Linked DNA regions of Homo sapiens: region 1 is linked to region 2. The links are chromatin contacts, found by Hi-C or POLR2A ChIA-PET in ENCODE. All regions are on one chromosome and are shown on one strand. The core of a region is the stretch at or near the end of the contact, and the rest is flanking DNA. Distances in the headings are between cores, read along the strand shown. Region 1 overlaps SASH1 (SAM and SH3 domain containing 1). Region 2 overlaps UST (uronyl 2-sulfotransferase).

The links. Hi-C counts contacts between places; a loop is a spot of excess contacts on that map. ChIA-PET counts read pairs that join two places held with the same protein, here RNA polymerase II (POLR2A). Pooled maps may share reads with other maps.
Region 1: a loop to region 2 is called in a map with no recorded cell type, with 11 times the contacts of the local background. The contact joins two enhancer-like sites. A Hi-C loop is called at or near these places in 11 of 37 single-sample maps with no recorded cell type and 5 of 50 pooled maps. POLR2A ChIA-PET finds 5 or more read pairs at or near these places in 4 of 52 experiments (AG04450, B cell, BJ and 1 more).

What each region holds. Positions count from the first base shown.
Region 1 is chr6:148,517,516-148,523,851 of GRCh38, reverse strand. SASH1 (SAM and SH3 domain containing 1) reads right to left here. Exons shown (of 20, transcript NM_015278.5): 10 at 3,959-4,305. Among named protein-coding and RNA genes, the nearest start is that of SASH1, 180 kb to the right of the region's middle. RefSeq lists enhancers at 3,448-3,497, 3,174-3,713. Within about 2 kb of position 3,736, at least 6 of the 41 ENCODE cell types and tissues checked have a DNase peak (open chromatin) inside an H3K27ac peak, as active enhancers do.
Region 2 is chr6:148,757,485-148,764,579 of GRCh38, reverse strand. All of the region lies in intron 1 of UST (uronyl 2-sulfotransferase), which reads right to left. It overlaps LOC107986659 (a long non-coding RNA gene), which reads left to right. Exons shown (of 2, transcript XR_001744408.2): 1 at 1-3,748; 2 at 4,601-6,676. Among named protein-coding and RNA genes, the nearest start is that of UST, 14 kb to the right of the region's middle. RefSeq lists enhancers at 2,719-2,858, 3,112-3,862. Within about 2 kb of position 2,944, at least 32 of the 41 ENCODE cell types and tissues checked have a DNase peak (open chromatin) inside an H3K27ac peak, as active enhancers do.

The DNA.
Region 1 (6,336 bases), core at 2,487-4,986, 240 kb after region 2:
TTTCATTAAGGCTGTACTGAGAATGTGGTAGTCATCCTGACAGCTGTTATACTGAAGTTGAGGCTTAGTTAACATTACAAATATGCAAATACAGGGCTGGAGCTTTGTTCTGGGCCTTACAATCTAATCTGGGAGTTCAACTATAAAATCAGAGCATACCAGGAATGGGCCACAAAGTGAGAGACGGCCATTGGGGTCTGGAGAGGGCCAGGAGATAAGGAAAGCATTTCGTGACAACTGACATCAGGAGGTCTCAGAGCTGTTCTTATTCACCGATGCTGCTGCTGCTGCTGCTACTACCGACTTGTTTTCTAATAGACATTATCCTAATTCTGTATTAAATATCAATGGGCAATCTGATTTCTCTTATCGTCAGCTTAACTGGACCTATATCTATTCTATAGAAAGAGAAAAACCTTTCTACACAAATATATTCACCAAATCACCTAACTGGGTAAGCAATGTTATGACCACCTCTCAAGGCTAATTTTTAACATTAACCTTCTCTTTCCAGCTTATAATGCCATGTACATTTCCTCCTTCTTGCAAAAGCAGTGATTTTATTCTAGTTCCTTTCCCGTGACTCAGGGCTTCACAGACATGGTATGGCACCCAGATGCCTCATCATTGTATGGCTTTTGCACGTCCCTGCTTTAAACCACAGCATCTACTGCAATGTTGGAGCCCAAGTTATTTCTGATACATATGAAATAAGTGACAAAGAATTTATGTGGAAATTATGACTGCAATAAATTAGAATCTCATTTAAGTTTTCACATGCCTATTGTATGCATTTATTTCTAAAATGAAAAACTGAAAGAATGGACCAGTTTTCTTAACTACCAACTAAAACCTCTTTCAGTGATAGGCTAAGATATCTGGAATTGATTCTTTTTTACAGTGGAGGAGTGACAAAGAATATAACAATAAAGATTGCTTGAATTAATTTCTAACTTTTTCTATAAGATCAAGTAGTTCTTTAAACAGCATTCCTTCAAAAGAGAAAATGGACTGTAAAGAGACTCATAAAAAATAAATCAATACATGAACCAGCCCTTGACGTTGATGACCTAAATAAATGAAGCCTAAATGAAGTTTTTTTAGTTCACACACTTCCTGTACTGAAAATTATAAAAACACTTTAGATAGATGCTTGGGATGAGGAGGGCTAGTCAATGGAATGGCCATGCAGTTGGAAACACATGTTTTGGGGTTGAATTCAAAAATGGACAAAATTGCAAAATGTCATGCATGTCTGTTCTCTCAAACAAAAATTGAATGACCAAATAAAATACGAGACAAGTGACCACTTCCAGTGGATACAAAGCATTATCATTTCCCTGAGGCTTCATCAAGCAAATATGGCATTTTCGAAAGACAAAGAGCTTGAGGTTGAAGAATAAAGGAAACTTTTAGATAAAATGAAAGAAATATGACAAGGAGAATGGAAAATAACCTTTTAAATAAATCTAGCAAAGAAATAAGATTAATCCCTTTTTAAAAAAGTTCTTTCTATTGTAAGATGATAGAACACTTATTTACATTCTCTGGATAATTAGAAAGTTAAATTTGTTTGATTGTACAACTGTACTACAAGAAAAGGAATATGCAAATATATAACTTCCTACTGAACACATATTTTTGCAAGTGTTCAAACTGTCCATTAGTGTCTCAAGCTCACAGTATTTTAAAAATACTCAGCCTCAGACTGATACTTGGGATAGGGATTACACAGGAGCACGTTAGGTGGGGGCGGTGCCTGGAGATGAGCTTGCCCAAATGTCCATACTCAATGTCAATGAAGAATTAATCACTGGCCTACAACACTAACTAGCACAAATCCCAGAAATATAACTTCTAGAGACAAGGCCCTCATGGAGTTATAGTATTAATCTGACAGTAAATAACATGAGAGGCACATCAACAATTCAAGGTGCTCAGATTGGGAAATTTCTCAGTATTACATGATGTAAACTCACAGAGGTGAGTCATCAATTAACAGAAGAAGTGCGTCTGTTCTATCAAGGTCATGTCAAAACATACAAGAGCAGATGAATTGGGTAGAACACTTCTGAAAGTAAAAAATAAATACATAAAACTAAGACTGGTTATTTTTCAAAATATCTGTGAGTCAGAGCAAACCAGAGGCTGAATGAGTGAGAAAGAGAATTGTTATTTTAAAACAAAAACTCAACCATTGAAAAACTGTTGCCATGATACAGAAAGAGCCAGAAGAAAAGTTCCTGCTACATACTAGTAGTATTAAAAGTGCTGCAAGAATTACATGAATATGAAAGGACAGAAAATAAGGAAAGTCAACATGTGGAAATATGTGGAAAACCCAGGGGCTAGGAAGGACCTAAGGATTCTTTTACAACAGAGAAGGTCGTTTTAAGAATGGCATTGACCAATCCGTCTTCACTTTCACAAAAGCAGAACCCGACTGAATGAATTTAAATTACACTGATCGTCTGGGGAAGAACATCCTGTTCATGAACGGGAAGGCCCCCTGGGAAAACCACTATTGAAGGACACTCTATTCTTTCAGGTCTTTAAAAGGGCCCACAGCCAACTGTCCTGAGCAGATCAAGCAAGGTGCCAGGTGACAGAGGGCCAAGAAATCTACTTCCTCACTTTGCACCATTTTATATGTGCCACTGTGCAAACTAAAAGTTAGGTGGGAATTTCAGAAGGAAAAATATCTATATTCTGAAGTTCAAAGTAAGTCATGCCTTGAAAATAAATCTTACTAGGTCTCTGATCATCCAGCGTTAAAAGTGAAAAACATCCTACTCTTTGAAAGTGAGTACTTTATTCCTTGCTGAGTACAGAAGAATCTATAGGCTAGGGGAAGGCATTTCCAAATGTTGATTTGTTTATAAAGATAAGAACATGGAATAGACTTAAGTAAAACAAAAAAGCTCCCATTTTTGTTGTTAGATTTACGAACTTTCTGCTTGCCTCTACTAATAAAATAAATGTGCTTTAAAATGTTTTCAAATCACCAAATTGGTGACTGTGATGACGGCAGTTTTTCCATGAGCCTGCTCCTATTGTTTTAATTTTAAAACCAAGAGCAAGCATCTCTTTCAAGGGTGAAATGCCCTTCTGTTTTGAATCAGCTTCTTTGAGGTCAAGTGACATAATGGCCGAGAATCAAGACAGCCACTCCTGGAGGCGGCCAAACCCCACCCCTGTACCCTGGAAGCCCCTCTCTGGATTAGCTTCAATGCTTATTTTAATGGGCACTCAAACAGCTTCATCTGACAAGAGGAGAAATGGAAGAGAAGGTGAAAGCTGCCTGGAAGTGAAAGCAGGATTTGAAATTGAAGGTGATGGTGGGATGTGCCCTGACGTCATGAGCAGGAGAGAGGGGAGGAAGCCGGTCCCCGCAGAAGAAAGGCCATAATGCTTGACTGCACATCACAGAAATGACAAGGCCGTCCTCAGGACCATCTTTGTGACTCACAGACTTCTGGTGGATTCTCAAGAGAACCCTTTTAGTACAGCGGTCGACCGTGGCGGCCCACTTCCTCTTTGCCTCCTCATCCTCCTCCAGCAGGCACCGCCTCAGGTCCTGTCTCTCAGCCTTGCTCAGGGTCCTGTCTGAGGCAGGCCGCACTAGCTGGGTCAGGTTCAGGTGGCTGTACAGGCTCCGCTCCACCACGTAGGTGATATTGAACTCGCTGACCGAGGTGCGCCCGCGCACCCTCCTGCCGGGGAAGCCGCAGCTCCCGCCCCCTTTGCCTTTCTGCCGGAGCAGCTGCAGGTCACAGGTGGTGCTGGTGACGCCTTTTCTGGAGGGACGCTGGCAGAGAAAAGCTCTGGAACAGGAATAATTAGTATCCGTTTTCTTCAAGCGGATTTGCTTCCGGACACTCTGAAACTCCTCCAGGGACACCAGAAGGTGGTGCCTGCGACGGTGGTTGTCATAGAAGCAAACACCATCCGTACTTACCCCGTGGCTTAGGGACCCGAGACCCTTCTTCATCTCCCCCTCGGTGAGGGAGCGGGACACTTTCTGGGCCTTTTCTTCTTCTGGGTAGGAGAAGAATGTCCCCATCTTCTTGGGGGGCTTAATCAGGCCCCGGCTCTCTCCTTTGCTGAAGGTTTTGACCAACTTCCGGCCAGCCCCCCAGGTGTCCAGGCTGCTGGAGGATGGAGACGTGGTGAGAGAGTCTGAGTCATCTTCGGGAGGTTTCTCAGGAGAGCCATCAAAGAAAAGGGGCTTCTTGTGCACGCCAGAGTAGAGGGCGGACCGTTCATCCAGGACCGGCGAATTCTCAAACACGTGCTCCTCCCCACCTGGAGGGAAACCAACAGAGTCTCTTGTGAACACACCTTTGCATTCTTGCATACATCTTTCTTTACATTCACCACCTTTCTCCGTATCATGACCCTCTTTATAAACCCAGCTCCCACTTACATATGTACAGAAAAATGAAAATACACTGTGCAAATACATGGTTTCACATGAGCTTAATGTTAAAAGGATTCAGATGTGTTTTCTTCTTCTTTAAATATCTTTGTAGACCTAACACCTTCACAGGCGTATTTAAAATGCCGTTTGCAAAATCTAAGCTAGCCATAATCACAATATGCCTTAGCATTTCGAGATAATGCCCTCTGCAGTTTGTAAATGCAACCCTCTGAAACTAGGAATCAGGATCTTTCCCCCTTCTGAAAGGCACTCCTTTATGTTGGCTCTGGTCGCTTTTTATAGTTGGAGTGTGATAAATGTCATGTGGCTGACAGTGATTGTTTTATTGGTACATATGCCATTTGAGTGACTAAATCTCCAAGGAAGTTTTGGTGGGGAGAAACACTATAAAGCGTTGTATCTTGCAAATGTGACTGACACATCGTCTCCAGCTGACAGGCCAAATGCAAAAAGTTAGGAAACTCAGTGATCCCGGCCAGATACTCCCATCAACTCAGGCCTCACTAGGAGCAGCCAGGGCGTTTAAGGGCCCTGACACGCAGGCAGCTCCAGGGTCCCACTGGTCTCAGGGATTCCAGCTCTTGAAGCCCTCACTGGAGCCAGGTGGCAAGCCAAGCCCTCCAGAGCCCGGTGGAAAGGTTTGGACTTGGCAGGAAAACCAAGTTCTTTTCCGCATGTGTTATGTGAACAGATGTGAGAAAAGAAGTAGGTCAAACTGTGGGTGTAGCGATCCCAACTGGCTGTGTCCCTTTAATTATAGGGAAACTTTGAGCTCTGCAGCTTTCCACCCGCTGAATTGTGAAGAGGAAAAAAGGAAAAGTTCCTTGGAACAGAAGGATGGCACTAAATATACCAGCTGGGACGAGGGCGCCAGTGTGTGGTTAAATGTCAGAGAAAAAGGGGAGCTATGCTCAGTTCAGAGCAAAACTCAGAGGGGAAAAGAACGGCAGCCATCCTTTAAAATTCTAAAAATGGCTTACTTTCCCAATTGATGGGATTTATAGGTACAAATCTAACAACAACAACAAAAAAGAACAGCTGCTATTAAATACAACCCAAGGTCAACTTTACATTCATGCCCAGCAGACGGTGGTGGGGAAGCTGGAAAGTGGAAAAGAAGATGTAAAACTCTGCCTAGCCCACAGTCCCCTGAAGAGTTGTTCAGGGATCTTTCAGGGGGACTTTAAAGGCAGGATTCGGGGTTCTCACAGAAATTCACCAGCCCAGATGCAGGGTACCAATATCCTGGAAGTTTCCCGCTCCTTCCTCAGGACACCTGACTGACAAGGTGTGGAGACCAAGGGTTCTTATGCTGTTGGAAATAAAAATGGCAACCTCTTCTAGTTATAGTCTACCCTCCACTTCCAAGAAGAAGCGACTGGGCTAAGACTAGAGGCACAACCTGTGGCAGGGGCAGCCCAACCATGGACTTCTCTATTAAAGAAGTCGAGCGTGGTTGTGGCTTCACCATCCGCCCAGGTGTCCACGCAGATGTACAAAGGCCCTTCTCCACCCACAGTCCTAAGGGGTTTCAGGGAAGTCAGGTGAGTCCACCCTGCGTATCCTAAGGATCTGTCACTCAGCAGTTGCTTTGGACATTTTCTGGGCTCTGTGCTTAGGATTGTTGTCAGAGATTCCAATACTTTGGTGTCACATCTGAGTCTGGAACCAGCTGGTGCACGCATGTCCATGACGAATGTAGCTCTATTCTCGGGTTCAGGAAAGTCAGCATCTGGTAAGGGGTTGTGAGGGAAATGTAGCAAACGCTTCCCAGGAGGCTGCATCTGCCGGTGCTGAGGGCAGGCCTCCTGTAGTGCGGGCTTTTCCGTCTGAGCCTGACCAGTGGCTTGGAATCCCAACCTTGACCTGGATGGCTTGAACTTGGAGCATCGCTT
Region 2 (7,095 bases), core at 1,695-4,194:
CTTTCCCTTTATTTCTCAGACCGGCCGACACTTAAGGAAATAGAAAAGAACCCACGTTGAATTATCGGGGGTGGGTTCCCCTGATAGCAAGAGAAAGAAATAAAAGGCATCCAAATTAGAAAAGAGGAAGTCAAATTATCTCTGTTGGCTGATGACATGATCTTATACCTAGAAAACCCTAAAGACTCCTCCAAAAGACTTCTAGATTTGATAAATTACTTCAGTAAAGTTTCAGGACACAAAATCAATGTACAAAAATCAGCATTTCTATACACCAATAATGTTCAAGCTGAGAGCCAAATCAAGAACTCAATATCATTTACAATAGCCACAAAAAATAATAAAACTCCTAGGAATGCATTTAACCAAGGAGGTGAAAAATCTCCACAAGAATTATAAAACATTGATTAAAAAAACTGTAGATGACACAAACAAATGGAAAAGCATCCCAAGCATGTGGATTGGAAGAATCAATATCATTAAAATGCCCATACTATCCAAAGTAACATATAGATTACATGCAATTCCTATCAAATTACCGATGTCATTTTCACAGAATTAGAAAAAACAATCCTAAAATTCATATGGAACCAAAAAGACCCTGAATAGTCAAAGCAATCCTAAGCAAAAAGAACAAAGCTGGAGGGATAGCATTATCTGAATTCAAATTATACTACAAGACTATAGTAACCAAAACAGCATGGTACTGGTACAAAAACAGACATATAGAGCAATAGAAGATAGTAGAGAACCCAGAAATAAAGCCGCTTACCTACAACCAACTGATCATAAACAAAGTTGGCAAAAATATACGATGGGGAAAGGATACCCTATTCAATAAGTGGTGCTGGAAAAATTGGACAGCCATATGCAGAAGAATGAAACTGGACCCCTTTTCTTACCATATAAAAAGTTAACTCAAGATGAATTAAAGACTTAAAGGTAAAACCTGAAACTATAAGAATCCTAGAAGAAAACCTAGGAAAAACTCTTCTGAACATTGGCCTGGGCAAAGAATATATGGCTAAGCAATGCAACAAAAACAAAAATAAACAAAAGGGACTTAATTAAACTAAAGAGCTTCTGTACAGCAAAGAAAGAATCAACAGAGTAAACAAACAACTTGCAGAAAGGGAGAAAATATTTGCAAAAATGCATCCCACAAAGGACTAATATCCAGAATCTATACAAGGAACTCAAATAACTCAACAAGAAAAAAGCAAATAACCCTATTAAAAAGTGGGCAAAGGACATGAACAGACATTTTTCAAAAGAAGATATACAAGCAGCCCACAAAAATACAAAGGAGAAAATGCTCAGTATCACTAATTATCAGAGAAATGCAAATTAAAACCACAATGAGATACCATCTCACACCAGTCAGAATGACTAGTATTAAAAAGTCAAAAAACAACAGATGTTGGCAAGGATGGGGAGAAATGGGAACATGTACACACTGTTAGTGGGAATGTAAATTAGTACAACCTCTGTGGAAAACAGTATGGAGATTTCTCAAAGAACTAAAAATCGAACTACCATTCGACCCAGCAATCCCACTACTGGGTATCTACGGGAAGGAAAAGAATCATTCTATCAAATAAACACCTGCCCTTGTATGTTTATCATAGCACTATTCACAACAGCAAAGTCAGGGAATGAAACTAACTGTCCATCAACAGATGACTGGATAAAGAAAATGTGGTCTATATACAGATGTCTTTTGCAGCAACAGGAATGGAGCTGAAGACCATTGTCCTAAGTGAAGTAACTCAGAAACAAAAACTCAAATACCACACATTCTCACTTAGAAGTGAGAGCTAAACAATGGGTACACATGGACATACAGAGGGAAATAACAGACAATGGGGACTCTCAAAAGCAGGGAGGGAGAAAAGGCTTGATGATTGAAAAATTACCTTTTGTGTACAGTGTTCACTATTTGGGTAATGGGTACACTAGGAACCCAAACCTCACCATTATGCAATATACCCATGTAAAAAGCATGCACTTATACTCCCTGCATCTATTAAAAAAAAAAAAAAAAGATAGAAGCCTGCCCAGCAACCAAATTCAGCTCTAGCAGTTTCTCCTGACCACGCTAGGAAGCACCCCTGAAAACATGGCTAAACATACACTCTATGACAGAGTTTGGGTCAGAGACAGAGTGCCACCATGGTAACTGCATACATTTCAAGACCCTTGCATAAAAAGCACATGCCTCTCTTCAGCCACAAGGAATAGGAAAGAAAGACAAAGATGCTTGAATAAAGTATTCTCCAAATACATTTGAACAATTCATCATCTTATGAGACCCAAAATATTATCACTGATATCCTTTGCCCAGGTGAAAAGAGGAGACAAAAGCCAGAGGTTATGGATCTTAACAAATATTTCCTGTTCCCTCCCTTTAGTTTCTGGGAAAACTCTTTATCTCGCAGCACGAATGAAGAATATAACTACAAACATTTCAGGGTCTCTCAGGCCTTGGATCTCTGCTCTACAAGCAAACAAGAACAGCCTTTTGAGTTGGGAAATGCATGAGCAAAGAAAACAAGGTGGCCTCAATCCTGTTATCTGCCAAAACAAAATAAAGACACTGCGCCATTTGGTTTTTATATTTATGTGGTTTTCTGGAATCGTTTCTCCATTTTTACTTTTGTGTCCCATGCAGCTGTTAGAGAGCTGCTTCTATGGACTGTTGGGAGAGCACGCAACACATTTTCAAGAGTAACCCATGTTAACCCCGCACTGCTGAAGTTGGCTCCACACTCGGGGGTTATATCAACATTTCCTCCTTCAAGCAGATCTTCCACACAGGAACTCCTCCCTCCACCTGCTAAGAGGTGACCACACCACAATCCCCGGGCCAGGCTGGCAAGGCTGCAGGGGTGAGTGTGGCCAGGCCCAGGTTGCTCAGGTGCCCACCCTCCTTCCTCAGCCCTGCCGGGCATTCTCCACCAATCGGCACTTTCTGGTTTCTTCCCCACTGTGGTAAAAATAACTTCCTCTTGAAGTATCTAAATCTGTATGTGATTTTACACACTTTTTTTTTTTTTGGCACGTTGTCGGATGAATTCTGACACTAAAGCAGAATGAAATTGCAAGAGATCTGCAATCACATTTCTGTAAAGCTCTGACCAGATGAGTCAGTTCCACTGTTTTCTCAAAGACTGAGAAAATACTTTCAGGCAAGACACTGCATTCTAAGCACCACAGCAGTTCCTTCTCCCCTAAGCTTCTTAGGAACTTGGCAGTGTGGTAGATGGAGGGAGGCGGAGCAGAAGGCAGGGTGCTGTTTGTTGTGATCTGCCCATGGCTTACTGGCTGTGTTCTGAGCAGAGAGGGCGTCTCAGGGGACCCATCAACCCACATCGACGTGGCTCCCAGAACTTGGCCGCACGTGCTTGGAGGAGCTGAAGCAGGGTTCCAGCCAGCCCGCTGGGGGCCTTGAAGTAAGGCTCTGTTGCACTCCTGCTAACACCCTCAGAAAAGCGGTGGGAGGAGCAGTCATTCTCAAATACCACAGCTTCGAAGAGGATCCCTTCTGACAGTAACATACCACTGCACAAAGCAGGCTCACTGAGGGAACTGGAAAACTGTTCAGTTCTGTGGCTTTTACGGGCCATGTAGACAGAGGAAGGGGGCTAAGATGTGTAAGGGAATCAAAACCATTTCATTTCTCTTTGTGCTTACTGGCCAGCCGTGTCTCCTCTTCTGTGACTGCTCCTGTACTCTGCCCATTTATCTCGTGAGTTGGTTTATCTTTTTCTCATTGATAAACTGAACTTTTAAAGACCTGCATATTAGTTCTATTTCCTGGGGAGATGTTTGTGGTTTTTTTTTGTTTTGTTTTGTTTTGTTTTGTTTTGTTTTGCTATGGTTATGGGGTGTTACTGTTGAGCTTTCACTTTAATATAGTTTTTTTTTTCTTTGTGGTTTTTACTTTCTGTGTCTTCAAATGACTTCTGATGAGAAAGTACTGGTAAACAGACCTATTTGTCTGGACAAGATTTATGTGTGTAGCAGAGCAGGGTAGACATAATAGTCATTTTAGTATCTTCAATTATTTGAAGACTATAAAGTCCAATAGACAAGCCTATATAGCTTCCAGAAGAACAGCAAAAAATGGATGGAGGCTAGAAAGGAGTAGCTCACCACACTGTGAAGAACCCTCTTACCCACTGGAGCTGCCCACAGTGAAATGGGATGGTCAGTAGCAGGCAACCGGGAGGAGGCTGTGCAAATCCTCATCAACAACACAGCTTTCACCTATCACATAGTGAGACTCTAAACTCTGGAAACCCATGTCTTACTCTGCTTCTTCTCTCTTAGGACTTCCTGGGGACATTCTGCTTCCCCTAATTTCTAGAGCAAGTTCTGGCGGAGGTGGAGGAAACGCACTGCTGATTTTAATTTTAGAAAAAATTTAACTATGATTAAGACTCAGAAAATGACAACGATGGCCTAAAATGTTTTTGTGTATTCTACTTGCCTTGGTCACTTGACTTCTGCAATTTTTAAAATAAGTGTTTGGGTCCAAAGAAAATAGCCTTATATTTGTTTCAGTTGCTACAATTATATGACCTCTTGTCTCTTTCAGCACATGATTTGAAGAACAGCAGAGATCTTAGAACGATCTACTTCAGTGATTCTCAAGAGAAAAGAAACACTCTCCCCTGGGAGTGCACAGAAAAATTACCTCAGGGACTTTTTTTTTTTTTTTTTTTTTTTTGAGACAGAGTCTCGCTCTGTCGCCCAGGCTGGAGTACAGTGGTGCGATCTTGTCTCACTGCAAGCTCCACCTCCCGGGTTCACACCATTCTCCTGCCTCAGCCTCCCGAGTAGCTGGGGCTACAAGCGCCCACCACCATGCCCGGCTAATTTTTTGTATTTTTAGTACAGACGGGGTTTCACCGTGTTAGCCAGGACGGTCTCGATCTCCTCACCTTGTGATCCGTCCGCCTCGGCCTCCCAGGGAGCTGGGATTACAGGCGTGAACCACCGCGTACGCCGCATTCTTTTATTTTTTTATTTTTATTTATTTATTTATTTTGGGATGGAGTCTCGCTCTGTCGCCCGGGCTGGAGTGCAGTGGTGCGATCTCGGCTCACTGCAAGCTCCGCCTCCTGGGTTCATGACATTCTCCTGCCTCAGCCTCCCTAGTAGCTGGGACTACAGGCGCCCGCGACCACGCCCGGCTAATTTTTTTGTATTTTTTAGTAGAGACGGGGTTTCACCATGTTAGCCAGGATGGTCTCGATCTCCTGACCTCGTGATCCACCCACCTCGGCCTCCCAAAGTGCTGGGATTACAGGCGTGAGCTCAGGGACTTTTTTAAAAGGACTTCCAATGCCATGCCCTTTCTCCCTCTCCTGGCCACTGAGATGTATTCCCATAGGGACAGTCAAGACCCTATGGAAACACTGCTATGGATGAGGGTCCTAAGGAACGGAAACAGCTGAGAATCATGGATCTAATGAAACTCCTTCATTGTAGAGATGAAGACACTGAAGCCTTGGAGGCTCACATGACTTAACACCGACAACTGACTTATTGTCGGGTCACCCTGCACACCCAGGCCTAGTGCCCCCTCCATCCAGCCGCATGGCTCTGCCTGACGGTTCTGTTTATCCAATGGGAAGGCATTCATGTCAAACAGCCTTTGTGTTAAAGCAGGAAGCTCTGTGCTGGATGACAAGGTCAGGGTTTTTAAGGTCCCCAAACAAAATACAACTTTCTACGAAATAATGTAAAATCAGCATTTGCCTTCAACTGCTCAAGGAACTGGGTGATTGGCCATGCCAGATGGTATGGCTCTCACTTGCCGCAACACCTACTGGAGGCTAACAGAGCAAGGCAACACAGAGAGGCTGAGCTTGGGAAACAAGCAAGTGAAGACACAAGATCTGCTTCTGCGGTTCACTGCTCTTGCTCTGACTGTCAATGAGAGGGAAGTGGGAACTGAGAAAAGAAAGTGGGCGTACTACTGGACGTGGTAGTTTCGTCATGAATGGGGGAAGTTCTGGGAGCAGGCACAGTGTATGCCTGGCATTGTGATTATTTCTGAAAGGATGTATCTTATGGATCACTAGTGCAATCCTAGAACAGCTGGCTATCCCAGAGAGTAAGCGCCAGCATACTCCCTCCACACAGCTATTTTTATTTTGTGAATGCAGGAACAAAAAAAGTAGTGTGGATAAATTCAAAACAGAGGAAATCAGGCTGTGCAAAAAATGTGTCATTTAAAGACTATCTCCAGGAAGCAGAAGAGAAGAAGCAGGAAGGGGTACATATATGTAATTAGTGGGATGGATGAATTACCGGAACTTGTCAGGTGTTGAAGAGCCCTTGCCAAATACTAGTGAAGTAATTGTGTATTTCTAGGTTTGATTGCTTCTTTCAATTGGAAGTCAGGTTATCAGTGAATCTGTATACTCCCCCAGCTGTGTTCTGATATGAGTGTGTGTGTACACTCATATGTGTATGTGTGCTAAATGAAGAGGGAGTTAAAGGGAAGCAAAGAACAAGCTGAGAAAATTGGCAATTGTTGAACTTAAATGTCAGGCCTTGGGTTAGAGAAGTATCCTGTAAAACAGCAATTATTAATCCTATTGTATACATCAAAACATCAGAGGTTCAGAGAAGTTAATAAAATTATTCAAGCTGTCCCAGCTAATAAATGGTAACACAGTGCTTCACACCCGGAGCTCTGCTCCAAAACCTATATCCTTCCTACTGCCTGATGCTTCTGCCCCAAAGAAGGCCTTCCATGAATATTTGTTGAATGACTGAACAAAGGAATTCATATGTCTCAGAATATTCTCATTTTTCTTTCATCAAGATTATGAAAATTGTACTCCTTGAACTAAAAAACAGCAATGGTGTTTCCAGAAATGCAGTACAGTTAAAGGTAATAGGTTATTTAAATCATCTATTAATGAATTAACTAAGAATTGCCTAATCAAAGCCATGACTTAAGGTTATTATAGTATCTTTCACCAAACAAGTGTAAATGGGTTGGTGGATTGAGACCTAATTTTACAGTATGGTCGTGTTGCAGTTCTAGGTTAAACTCTGTTCAGTCCCTATTTCAAA